2 separate regions of the Homo sapiens genome follow, and region 1 is linked to region 2. Evidence: chromatin contacts called from ENCODE Hi-C or POLR2A ChIA-PET data. All regions are on one chromosome and are shown on one strand. The core of a region is the stretch at or near the end of the contact, and the rest is flanking DNA. Distances in the headings are between cores, read along the strand shown.

Region 1 (6,539 bases), core at 2,263-4,762, 260 kb after region 2:
CTAGATTAGAAATGCTCCCTCAACTCATGCTTAAGTCGGTTTCCCTGAAGCTTTTATCCTTGGCCCCAACTCTACACCAAGAAACCCCACTGAACATAACTGATCCACACCAGTACCTGCTCCCACATGTCCCACCTCCCATAACATGCCAGCTTTCAATCAATCATCGTGTGTCCCCAAGTCCTCTCCTCTTTAGGCTTTCCTTGCTTCCTTAAACCATTCCTTCCAGGACAATGTGCTAAAACTTCCCTTCACCGCACTAGTCTCCTTTCTCTGAATGAATTCTGGGTTATTCTTCTCTTTTTAAAAGTGAGGTACCCAGAAATGAATTCAACACTCTAAATTATTTCTTTGGGCCTCTGTCTCTGCTATTATAAAATGGGAGCAAAATCCATCCCACCTACTTTACAAGGATGCTATAAGACTGGCACAGAATAACACATGTAACACAGCTTTGCAAAAGCATTAGGTATCCTACAGCATGTGGTCAGAATACCTACCTTTGCCAACTTCTCTACTACTATTCTGTATGCATCACTAAAGACCAATATTCAAAGCAAAACAACAAAATCCACTCCTCTAGCCAGGGACCACTCAGCTGGAATTCAGACACCTGGATCCTGTTTCCACAGACAGTTGACAACTATGAAATTGGTTCTGTGACATGAATAATTACTCCTTTGAAAGGCTCTCCATAGGAATGGGAGAGCATGCTTATCCTCCAGGGTCCAAGAACTCTAGTAAACACCCATAACTTCAACTGGGTATAGCAGCCAGGGGCCTGCGTGTAATGCCTTACCAGTCCTTCTGGGATACATTCTGGTTGTAAATGTGCCCACTGATGTTTCTATAAGGTGGACAGATGCATTTGCACCGGATATCTTCAGAACTCTGGAAAAGAAAGCACATGTCAAGTATGCAGAGACCCTGCCTGGGGTTCAGGGGGTTCAGGCTCTAGCAAGGTTGTCAACTTTCTGTTCCCCATCCTGTTAGGTGAACCATATCTATGCTCTTGAGCTTTCTCCATCCCCAAGTTCAAATCCAGCAAGGACTGCCACTGTAGGAAGCAAGCTGCAGCACCGGGTCCTAAAGATAGAAAAATGTCCAGATGGCAAATGAGACTCACAGAAAGTTGTCTAGGCCTGCCAGTCCCAAAGCAGGTACTTAGAGGAATGCGGGGAGAGGGATGAGGGGAAATGGGTGTGTGTGTGTGTGTGTGTGTGTGTCCTCTACCCCAGACCCCACACTTGTGTGTGCACCTCTGTCCAGTGGACTTGGCAGCCACCCTCTTCCCCACATTCCTTCTCCAACTTCTTAGGTAGGATTGGGGAAACATAAAGGGCGAGGGTGAATAAGAAAAAGTGGATCATTTCTGTGGGAATACTCAAGCAACCCCTTTGAAAGTTCTTCCCTTCTGGAATGAGTAAGAGATATCACCATAAATGTCTTTACTAATTAGGATTTCTGAGGAGAGAATGGAAACAAACTCTCAGCCTTAACCTTACTTCAAAGTCTGGATGATCTTTAGTTCCATAGATCTACCCAAACAGCTCCACAGGAATGTAGCAATAAAGAATGGAAGTTATCTCAGGAGTCCCAGAACTTAGGTGGGTCACCCTTAATAATGGAAACTTCAAACTGTATAGGACTTTACACTTACAGGGCATTTTTACATTGTCATGTAATTTGATTCTCCCTAAGCAGAGTAATAGATACAACTGCTACTACAGGTGGTAGTACTAGCACCCCTAAAACAAAAATTCGAAATGCTCCCAATCTAAAACTTGTTAAGCACAGACATGACCACAAAGATGATGTTAACATTGCAGAAAAGCACCTACAGACATGGTAACAATGAGTGACGGGCTTCTTGAAAGACTATAGCAGAGCGCATTCATAACAGAACAAGAAATCGTGTCAGTCTATAAAATCAAAGAGACTTCTAAGACAAAAGCTTGTTAATGAATCAGGTGACTGGCAAAAACATTTTTAAAAGCCATCTGGCAGAATGCCTCCTCATCTCTAGAGGACCCACTTTCTGGTCCCTCTACTGCTTCAGATACTACTTCTCACCTAAAAAAATACTGTGCACAGTAACCTTTAATCAAAACACAGCATCACAGCAGGAGACAGAAAGCCTTATGTTGCTGTGTCTAACAGCTGATACAGGTATTCTGGTGATGCTACTGTGCTTAGTTACCCTGAACACATCATTTATTTTCACTGTGTTAATAGTACATCATATTTTTTTACCGTTAAGAACTTATGTGTAACGTAAGAAAATATTTATCGGTAGCATATAAATTCATTGTCAGGAATGGTGGTGATGCCAACCAACCAGACTATCCACATGGGTGCCTGAGATAGTGACGCCTTTGCTTTCTGATGGTTCAGTGTAGATAAACTTTGTTTCATGCACACAATTATTGAAAATATTGTATAAAATTACCTTCGGGCTATGTATATACAGCATATATGAAACATAAACGAACTTCAGGTTTAGACTTAGGTCCCCTCCCCAAGATAGCTCATTTTTTATGTGCAAATACTCCCAAATCCAAAAATATCTGAAACAAAACATACTTTGGTCCAAAGCAAAGGAAGGTATGGAGAACTTAGATAACTTCTCCAAACTTCCTTGCTGGAAGTCCACCACTGATCTGTCTGATCAGAGTGAGCCAGTGCTCTGTGCCCCACCCTTCCTCACTCCTCACCCGCACTATCCTTAGGGAGGCCAGCAGCCTTGAACCTGAAGGAAGACCACTAAAAGAAGTATGGCCCATAGGTGAGTGAGAGGCAGGCTTAAGGAGCAGCTGGCTACCTCTGAGTCAGCCCTGTAGACAGGGTGGCCGTGCACTGTGGTCGTGACCAGGTGCTGCAGGCTCACCTCCCTCACCTTGTTGGCTTCAGCTGGGGGCACCAGCAAACACCCGACCACAGCCACCAAAGATAAGAGCTTCATGCTTATCAGGCTTGCTGGGCCAGCAAAGCCGGACACCTGGAAAAAGAGATACGGAGTCGGAGAAGGGGAAGGTGGCCACACCGCAGCCAGCACGCTAGGCCCTTAACCATCCGGCCAAGTGGGAATGGGGTTGGGGGCTGGGCTCCAGGATTCCAAGGCCTGCTAAACCTGGTCGCCAAACCCTGCTTCCCTCCCGCCCAACTCTCCGGCTCTCCGCCAGCCACCTGGTGAGCCCGGCAGAGGGGTCCTCGAGGGGACACCGCTGCCAGGGGCCTCCAGTTCCTTCTCAAGGCCCGGCTCTGACCCGCGCATCACGTCCCACCGCCCTCCGCCATCTCCGCCTCTGCCCGCCCCGCAGCTCCTCCCCGCTCGGGCCCGACGGGAACTTTTGGGTGCGAGTCTGGGACCCCTGCTCCGACGGCGAAGGCCGGTGCCCACCACGCCCAGAGGTCTTAAGCCGGACTGGGACCCCCAATAGCCCCGCGACCCCCGTCCCCTCCCCCAATGCCGCGTCCACGAACCTACAAGCCCGCTGCAGCCGCAAAAGACCCAGTTGTCCCCGCCCTCTCCTAGCTTCTATTGGTTGCCAGAGCAGCCCCTTAACCCGACCGCGCTGTCGCCATGGCAACAAGACCCGCCTTCACCTGGGCGGGGAGACTCTTGCGCAAGGGAGAGGCGGGCATTTCTCAAACCCGACCAAACCAGAAAAGGGAACGTCAGCCTTCCAAACTCCTGGGGAAGGGTCTTGCCTTTGTGTGGCCTGAGAACTCCCACTGCGGTGCTTCTCCCTTCCTTGTATTATAAAACTCAGCTTGTTTCATCTTGCTGTTTTAGAAAGAAAGCGCTTTATACACTGTAAGCTAGTAACGTCAACAAAAACGATACGAGATTGAAGGGCTTTGTCCTCATTCAAAATCTGGAAATGTTATTTAGGGATCCACGTCTTTGCTGCAGAAGACTTTCTGCGCGGCAACGTCTCTACCCCTACACACACCTCTGAGAAGGAGAAATCTAGGGTTGGCGATGGGTGGTGTGGGCTGGGCCTGTGAAGAGTGTGCACAACAGCGTCCTCAGCCTGATCCCCCTACCCCATGCTGGTGCTGGGCCTGGCAAAATGGGGCAAAGTGTGCATGGCCAGGATGCAGGGGTGAGGGTCCCTGGCTGCTATGTGGCAGATGTGAACTTCTTGCCAGCTGTGAAGGAAAGGGGAGTCATATGAATTCAGGGCACCAGACCCGGAGTGAGGACACCGGGGCTTTGGCCCTGGCGCTCCCCCTAAGCAGCTGTGTTAGCCTGGAAAAGATACCTCCCTTCTCTGGGCCTCAGCTTCCCTTACTTCCCTTATCTGTAAAATGATTCGGTTGGATTCTAAGATCCCCTTCAGCTTTGATATGTTGGGATTCCTTAGGGGTGGGTGGGAGGGGTATCAATATGGCCCAAACTTGAGGTTGGTGGCTGGATTAGCATAGGGGCTGGGTCCAGGTGGAATCAAGCCCCTCGCAGGCCCTGTGAACTGAGGTGGGCACTTATCTGGAGGCCACTGAGTTTGTGTTCCTCTCTCCTATGCTTATGTCTTATTCCTCTTTATATCCTTGCCACCTGGCAGAGTGACCTGTGTTTGGTAGGTGCTCAGGAAGTGTTTGCTAAACTGAATTCTATAGAATTAAATTAAATCTAGTTGGCAGGGGGCAGGGGCAGGAGGCCTGCAGTGTGATGCAAAGGTCAGGGGCTTTGGAGCTAGAGTGACCAGGGCAGGAATCCTGGTTCCTCCCTTCCTAGTTGTGTGAATTTGGGTGGTTTCCTTTAGGACACCGCCTTTGGATCTTTGGAAGTCTTTGGAATCCTTTCAGAAGTCTCGGTTTCCATGCCCATAAAATGGGATTAATATTACCAAATTTTCAAGGTGGTTGTAGGGATATAATGAGTTTACATATGCAAAGCACCTAGAACAGCATCTGACACAAAGAGGGAGGCTCTATAAATGGCAATGTTAGCTCATTGTGGAGGTCAGAATGGCTGCTTTGGTGAGCAAGCTCAGGCAGAGACAGAATGCCTACCTCGTGGGGGCAGAAGGGATAGTTCAAGTACTGGAAAAAGACACTTCTTCCCCCCATATACGTTCCATATGAAGGTGGGACTTTCATGGGGACAAAAGCATGGGGCTGAGTCTGTCACCTCCAATGGATGACCCTCTGACACACAACACTAAAGATACCCAATGCTGAGCTCACCATCTTCCTCATCAAACAGAAGGGAGGCCTTCCACTGTCATTCTGCATTTCTGCAGGTCCTAGATTGTGGCATCAAACTATCTTTGACTCCTCTCTCATATTTCCACATCTTGTCTATCCAGGTGTCCCCAGGAGGTAGCTATCATCACCCTGCCTGTATCTTTCCTCGGCTAGCATTCTGCTCCCTGAAATGCACTCCCTTCCTGTGTGCTCCTAGGTCCATCCTGTCTTCCTCCAATTCTGTTTTCAGCACATCGCTCATTGCTCAATCCCTGGTAGCAAGCACCCTGTTGCATCCAATTCAGACCCCTCCACTTGGCAACCAAGCCAAGTGGTTACCATTTCTGCACTTCCCCACCCCATCTCATCACTGGTTACTCCCCCCACCGGCTGTCCCTATATCTGACTTTGCTCATTGCAGTCCTCCATAGGACATTATCACCCCCAGCACTGCCAGTCGTTATCTTTCATCTTATTCAAATCTTTGCCCAAGCATTTGCCTTGCAGAAGCTTTTCCCAAATAGTCCTACCTGACCCAGGGCACCTCATTCCCATACATCCTCCATGTGCCCTGTGTTTATGAGCCATGCCAGTGAAGTGAGTCTGAACCTATTCATTAAATTTAATTCCATAAACATGTGCCAAGCACTATCTGTGAGCCAAACTCCAGGGCTCACAGATGCTAGGTACCCCAGGGATACAACAGACAAATCACATGCAACTCTGCTTTCAAGTAATGCACAACCTAATAGCAGACCAATCACATGGTCAGAATGTAACATAGAAAGTGATGTGTTGTAGAAGTGAAGCAGCCTTGTTGTCTGTGGTGACACTTGAGGTTTGTTGTCTCCTGGCCATGAAGATCAAGGAGGTAGACACACAAAGAGTGAGGTTAAGAGTGGAAATTTAATAGGTGAAAGAAAGACAATAGCTCTCTGCTACAGAGAGGGGTCCTGGAAAAATGAGTTGCCAATTTAAGGTGAAATGCAGGGGGTTTTATAGATGAGCTAGTGGGGAGGCAGTATCTCATCTATACAGGGCATCTCAAAAAAAGTTAGCACCAGGTGTGCCATCTGCATAGGGCACAAATCTCTGGCAGCTCCCAGCCCAATCTTTATTATGCAGGTGGTTTCTCTGCCTGAGCTTCTCCATGTTGCCCAGTTCTTTCTTACTGTACATGTGCTAACAAAAAAGGGAAGGTGGAGTCCCATGGTGAACATGCCTGGCCCCCCGGTAGCCCTTTTCTATGAGTGCAGCTGCCAGCATTCCTCCGTGCAAGCTTCCAGCTTCCTTATATATGTTTGCAGCCCAATCTTTGAGGCTGCTCTGTGTTAGAAAAGAAATGA
Region 2 (6,496 bases), core at 3,842-6,341:
ATAGGGCGAGGTGGGTGGAGAATGGTGAACCTTCCCTCTTAGTATAGTGCACAACCTGGACAACCACATGGAGTTGCCTTACTTTTGTTTGTTTGTTTGTTGTGTGTGTGTGTTTTTAATTGAGACAGAGTCTCGCTCTGTCACCCAGGCTGGAGTGCAATGGAGTGATCTTGGCTCACTGCAACCTCTGCTGCATGGGTTCAAGTGATTCTCATGCCTCAGCCTCCTGAGTAACTGGGACTACAGGCTCCCAGCACCATGCTCGCTAATTTTTTTTGTATTTTAAGTAGAGATGGGGTTTTGCCATGTTGCCCAGGCCATTCTTGAACTCCCGACCTCAGGCGATCCGTCCGTATTGGCCTCCGAAAGTGCTGGGATTACAAGCGTGAGCCACCGCGCCTGGCCGTTCGTTGTGGGTTTTTTGTTGTTGTTGTTGTTTTGAGACAAGGTCTTGCCCTGTCTCCCAGGCCGGAGTGTAGTCTCGGGATATTGGCTCACTGCAACCTCCGCCTCCCTGCTCAAGTGATCTTCCCACCTCAGCCTCCCAAGTAGCTGGGACTACAGGTGCGTGCCACCACTCCTGGCCAATTTCTTTATTTTTTGGTAGAGACAGGTTTTCACAATGTTGCCCAGGCTGATCTCCAACTCCTGACCTCAGTCGATCCTCTGGCCTGGGCCTCCCAAAGTGCTGGGATTATAGGCGTGAGCCTCTGCGTCTGGCTGCCCTGCTTCTGGATGAGCCACTGACTGACGAATTAGCCTCGTCTCTCTTCCATGTTCTTTCCCTTTACTCCTTCCTCATCCCAAACCCTAACCTCCCTGCAGCTCCTGGAACCTGCTGTGCTCCCTTGCTGCTGTGCTTTTGTACACCTGTCACTGCTGTTTCAAGTCCCTCTCTTATTTTCTGGTATTGCTTCCTCTGGCCAAGTTTTGCCGAGGCTCAGCCTGGGTCAGCCTTCCCTCTTCTTGCCCGGGGTCCTAGCCCTTACTTCAGGTACTGTGCTGCTTCATCACTCGTCTAGATTGGAGAATCCTCCAGTGAATGGGGCTTGAGCTTTGATCCATCGTGCTGGGCACTAGTAGGTGCTCAATAAATGTTTATTGAACAACTGAAAACCGGGAAGTGAATGAATGGATGAACGGGGACACAGCAGCTCGCAGCGGGCAGCAGGAGGCGCTCGCCGGGAGGGTGCTCCTTCCCTTCAGCCAGCCGGAGTTCAGCCAGCGGGCCCGGCGGGAGGAGTGGGAGTGGGCCGGGGCCAGGGCCGGGGAGAGGGGCCATCCCCGCGCGACCCGCAGCGCCGCACAGCGAGGGGGAGGGCGCCTGCGGGGAGGACAGGGTCGGGGGAGCGCCCTTCCGCAGGCTCCTTTCATTCTTCCACTTAGGGGTCTCCAGGAATGAAAACTGGCCCCAGCCAGGCCAGAGCGCGCGAATGAAAGGCGGCACTGGGACCAAGAGAGAAGCTTCGTCCCGCCTGGGCTGCGGAAACTGGCGGCGCCAGGGGTGTCCCACCGCGCGGGCGTCCGAAAGCGGGGCAAAGGGGACAGCCTCGCCCCTCGAGCGGCTGCTCCCGCAGCTCGCTCACCCCTGCGGGTACGTCGTCACTCCCGCGTGCGGCCCCGTCCCGACTCTTGGATCGGACTCTTCAGTCCCTTCTTGCGTCTTCCCCTCTTTCCTCTGGGCCTTGGTATGCCCCAGGGGACAGATGTCTTGGGATCTTTAACATTTGGGATGCTGCAAATGCCGAAGTTAAATGAAATACCTCCGGGGAGGGCAGGCCGCAGGGAGGCTCGGGGGGAGGGAAGATGGCCTGGACAAACAGGTCCTGAAGCTGCGAGGCTGGAGTGGAGGGCGCAGGGGCAGGCGGGCGGCGCCAGAGCTCCATGGGACAGGTAAGCGGGAAAACTTCGGGGCACCCAGTGCGGGTGAACTGGGGCGGGGGATCGGGCCCCTGAACCCACGGTCTTCAGCCTTAGCGGAGGGTGCCCTACAGGGAATGGGGTAATTTTTTCAAAGGGGCAGGAATTCTGAGTTCCTACCAAAAATGCACATTTCCAGTCCCTCAACCTTTCTCCTTCGACCTTCTTCGTGCCTGTGGATCTTCCTGGCCAGGTTCCGGGAAGCCAGAAAGCAGCCAAACAAAAGGAGCAAAGTCTCGGGCCAGCCTGGATGTGGAGGGCGCAGTGGGGGAGGGGAGCAGGGTGGACAGGACAAAGGGGCTTTTTAGAGAAAGCCTAGAGGTCTCATTTCAGGGCGCATTCCAAGCTGGCTTGGAGTTCCCCTGTCCCAGCCCACTTCACCTTTGCTTAGTGGAGGCGAACACCTTTCCTAGTGAGCAGGGAGCAGACGCGAGTAAGAAAACAGTGAAGGAACCATCTCCTACCCCTCTTGCCTGGAGGGTCCCGGGCTATTTCACTTCTTCCTTTTTTCACTGTTGTCTCTAGCGCTGGCCATTGATTCCTTAATTCTTGAAGTAAGATTTTAGCAGTGCCTGAGACTACTTTGCTGGGGGCTGTTGGGGATGTGAAGATGGTAGGACGAGGCCCTTGCTTTAAAGAACTTCCAATCTGGTGTTATCAGAAGACCCTAAAAGAAGGAACTTTTTTTTAAAAAAAATGGAGAGTGGATGGCTACAGCGCTGGGGAAGAGTTTTCTGACTCGGGACTTTTCCTCAGGAAACGAAAACACTGAAGAGGTCCAGTTTCTCTTCCCTGGGGAAGGGCTCTTGTCTGCAAAGATCAGATTCCAAGTACTATAATGTTTTGCAAGGAAATACCACTTCCTCACCAACTGGTGGTCTGGACGGCACTCTGGGGTTTGGGGCTGGGGCATCAGTCCCCTGACTCCCCGGCCTGACTGGAGTGGGGAGCTGTTTCAGATTCCCAGCTGGCCTCTGGAGTGCCCACCTCCCCCATTGGTATTTTGAATTGAATGACATGGCCATCAGAGAGCTCCAAGGATGGCTCCCCGGGGTTCTTGGCAGGAGGTTTGGTTAGCCAGCTCCCTTCCAAACCTCAGATTCTGCAAGGTTGGGAAATATTGAGCGTGAATTTGGGGGAGCAAGGTGTTTTTGAGAATTCCAAAGGATCAATGCAAACAGTGAGATTGAGCATCTGTACTAACCTCCCCTGAAGTCAGAGATGGAGGATTACCTGAGGGCAGGGATTCTTAACTGGGTTCATTGGCATTAGGCATCTGTAGATGGAATTCAGAGGATGTGTAAACTAGGTGAGGCAAAAAAAGATATCATTGTTTTTCACCAACCTTTAACAGATTTTAACATCACCTTTAGTTATGAAGACAACAAATCACAGTAGCATTGGCAGTACCTGTGACTTTGCCATTAATAGAATTCATAGTTTCATATCACACTGCAGTCACAGCAGTCTTGAAATGTTGTTTACACTCAGCCCTTGTGTGAAATTACCCACTGCTAGACCCTGCTTAATGTTAATAAAGAAGCATATATATTGCTATGTTTTTATATTTTTAGAACTTTATTTCATATAATTGACTTTTTTAGTGATCTTCTTAATTTTATTTTATGCTCAAGAAATGTGAACTGTGAGCCAATTCACAGCTGGTAGAAACTTCCACCAACCCCCACCTGGAGCTGGAGATGGGCAAGGTGGAGGAAGGGCCGCTTATGCCCAGAGTCAACCCCTCTCTGTTTGACTTTGTAAGAAAGTGCCAAGCCTCTATGGGGAGGGACGGTGTGTCACGGAGGACTGGGGAAGGGCAGGGCTGCAGGCTCTTTGGGAGACCCAGAGAACAAGCTCCCAATGGGGCGGGGGGAGGAAGAACTGTCCCCTCTTAGGGCCCCTCAGCCTCAGCCTGGGCAGAAAATGAGGTGGTCAGCCTGGAGCACTCTGGGGCTAGCATTGTTTGGAAAAAGGGTGTGTACAGGAATGTGAAGGTGTGCTGGGTGTGTGTACCGGAGCAGTGGGGGATGCTGGGGGACTCCAGCCCCATGAGTTCCGCTCCACAGGAGATGCCTGGTGAAAGCAAACTTCCTCTGTCATCCCTGCACTTGGGGGTAGGGAGTGGGGACAGGACTTTTTAGGGGCTGGGGGAGGGGAAGCAATCCAGACATGTATTGAGGCACTGGAATCTGGGTCGGGGGAATGGTGGGAAGATCAGAGAGTGGGGGGAAAGGGAGGTGGTAAGATGAAGACTTGAGGGGTGCAGCCTGCTGGGGACAGGCCAGGCAACAGTCAGCGTTAGCTCTGCTTCCGCCTTGAAATAGGCTAGATTCCAGTTTCCCATTTGCTTGGGGGTCGGTGGGATGGGAGATCTTGAGGCTTATTTTTTATAGGAAATAAGTTCCATTTTGGTCTCTGGCTCCTTGCATTTGGGGAGTGGACTTAGGGTCTGGGGTCACAGTGGACCTCCTGTGGAGTAGGAAACAGGACTTGGGCTCAGGTCAGTGCCTGTCAGTGCCCCATGAACATGCGTTGCTGGGGGATGGATGTAAATAATCAACAGAGAAGTGATGGCCTCGATACCCTTGGGGGACAATGTCTGGGATAAAAAGAACAGCCTGATCCTCTCTCTCTAGGATTCTAGAACTTCTGCATATTGGAATTCCAGCTGCCTTGCCTGAGGTTTTAAAATCCTCACTCGGGAGAGATAAAACCCAGGCCTTGGTCTTCATTTCCATATGTGGGGAAGAGCAGTGACCCATCCCTGTCAGTTTGTAAATGTCCTGCTTGTTTTTTCCATGGACAGTGGACATTTCACCTTGCTTCCGGGGTGCTTAACAGGCCTCAATTTCTGGAAAGAGAAACTGAGGTCAAAGGAAGGCAGGGAGAGCCAGGGTCAGGACAGGAGGGCACGCAGGTACCTCACAGCTCAGAATGTTGTACTAGGGTCTCTTGAGGCCATGAAGACATGACTCTTGTTGTTGTCTTCTTTGGGGATTCCTCCATGGGAGCCCCTTTTTCCCTGCTACCCTCCTGCCCCCCGGAAGTGCAGAGGCCCAGGAGCTGCCTGCTGGCACCAGTTGCACGGGATTAGTTCAGGGAAGGACTTGCTCACCTGCTCCTCCCCTCTGACTCAAGTCATAACAAGTAACCTGGTTCCCCTGGCCCGGCAGCCTGGGAGGGACGGCAAGGTAGGCAGGTGAGCCGAGACGGACGGACGGCCAGCAGCTCCGTCAGCTGGAGAGAGAGCACAGGCCTGTGGCTTGGGAGACCCTGAGGCGACATGTGAGGGCCCTGAGCCCCCTGACTGGAAGCAGGGGCTGTTTTTCAACTCCTGGACTAAAGCCCAGAAGCAGGTGAGGGCGGGGGAGGTGGAATGGGTCTTTGGGGCTGAGAGCAGGCTGGCCTGGGAGTGGAGGAGCCCAAGCAGTGGCCATCACCCCCCTCCGACCCCCACCCCCGCCAGCCTATGTCTGGTGTGTAGGGATGACAGAGGGGTGCTGGTGGGCTTGGACGGGAGCCTGTTCTTGTGGTTGCCTAGGCCTTAGTTTCCACCAGAGGGAGAGCAAGCAGAGATGAGCTGGGACAGGCAGGCCTGAGACCTGGCTTTGGGGGACACACTTGGGATAGAGGAGGATCCCCCATGGCCCGGCCTGAGGGAAGGTGCTCTGGAGTTTCCCTCCCTCCCTCTGTGCCCCTTCTGGTCTCCTCTGCCTTTTTCTGGGGACATTGTTCAGCCGGGTGGGCTGCTTTTTAGGGCCCAGTACTGGAGCTTGAAGAGGCCCAGGAGGGATCCCTGTGTTAGGGAGGGGGTGGGGATGTTACCTGAACTGCCTTTATCTAAAAGCAATGCCTTAGACACTTAAGACTCATAGCCTCCTGGGTGGGGGTGGTGCCCTCGCTCTCACCTGTTGACTCTGGGGCAGGTTCCCTACAGCTGTGGAGGGCGGCCTCGGCAGAGGCAGATGTGAGGGTCCGCTATGTGGCTGTACGGGTTTCCTTCTTGGCCTGACATTGACCAAGAGGTCGAGATTCAGACCGGGGACCTGGAAAGGCTTTAGACACTGTGCAGTCTTTATTGTGCACAGGAGGAAAGGAAGCCCCGGGAGGCCTGGTGACTTCCCCAAGGTAGTACAGACCGCAGCAGAACCAAGCCTTGAGCCCACAGCCAGGGGCTCTGGGCATCTGACGCTGTTCTCTTTGCTCTACTTGGGGCAGCAAGTCATCCCAGAGAGGACCCAGCATCAGGCTGGGACCACTGGGAAGATCAGTGCCTCCCCTTTGATGCTGGCAGTCAGAGACTGGGCTGAGCTGGGAGAAGGGGAAGCTGGCGGAGACGGGAGGCGTGCTAAGGTACCCCTCTGTCCCTGTAAGTCCCCACTCCTCTGCAACAGTCTCAGAGCCCCTGAGAAGCAGGGGCTGAGTTGGCCCAACTTTCCAAGGCAACTACTTAGTGGTTAATAATTAATTAGCAAGCGTGACTAATTAATGGCTTCCCCTCCCACATTACTTCCTCCTCTGTGCAAAGCAGACACACTCAGCATGCTAGCTGAGACCACCTTGCTTCCTACCT

What was found. Hi-C counts contacts between places; a loop is a spot of excess contacts on that map. ChIA-PET counts read pairs that join two places held with the same protein, here RNA polymerase II (POLR2A). Pooled maps may share reads with other maps.
Region 1: POLR2A ChIA-PET joins it to region 2 with 9 read pairs in MCF 10A. The contact joins the promoter of TMEM9 here to the promoter of INAVA in region 2. A Hi-C loop is called at or near these places in 4 of 50 pooled maps. POLR2A ChIA-PET finds 5 or more read pairs at or near these places in 3 of 52 experiments (H1, MCF 10A and WTC11).

What each region holds. Positions count from the first base shown.
Region 1 is chr1:201,150,962-201,157,500 of GRCh38, forward strand. It overlaps TMEM9 (transmembrane protein 9), which reads right to left and starts at 3,513. Exons shown (of 5, transcript NM_001288565.2): 1 at 2,897-3,513; 2 at 800-891. The coding sequence starts at 2,962. RefSeq lists an enhancer at 2,750-2,899 and a silencer at 3,310-3,589.
Region 2 is chr1:200,889,809-200,896,304 of GRCh38, forward strand. INAVA (innate immunity activator) reads left to right here and starts at 5,092. Exons shown (of 10, transcript NM_001142569.3): 1 at 5,092-5,279. RefSeq lists enhancers at 1,052-1,880, 4,986-5,496, 5,497-6,008, 6,009-6,496 and silencers at 1,193-1,312, 1,323-1,442, 1,533-1,827.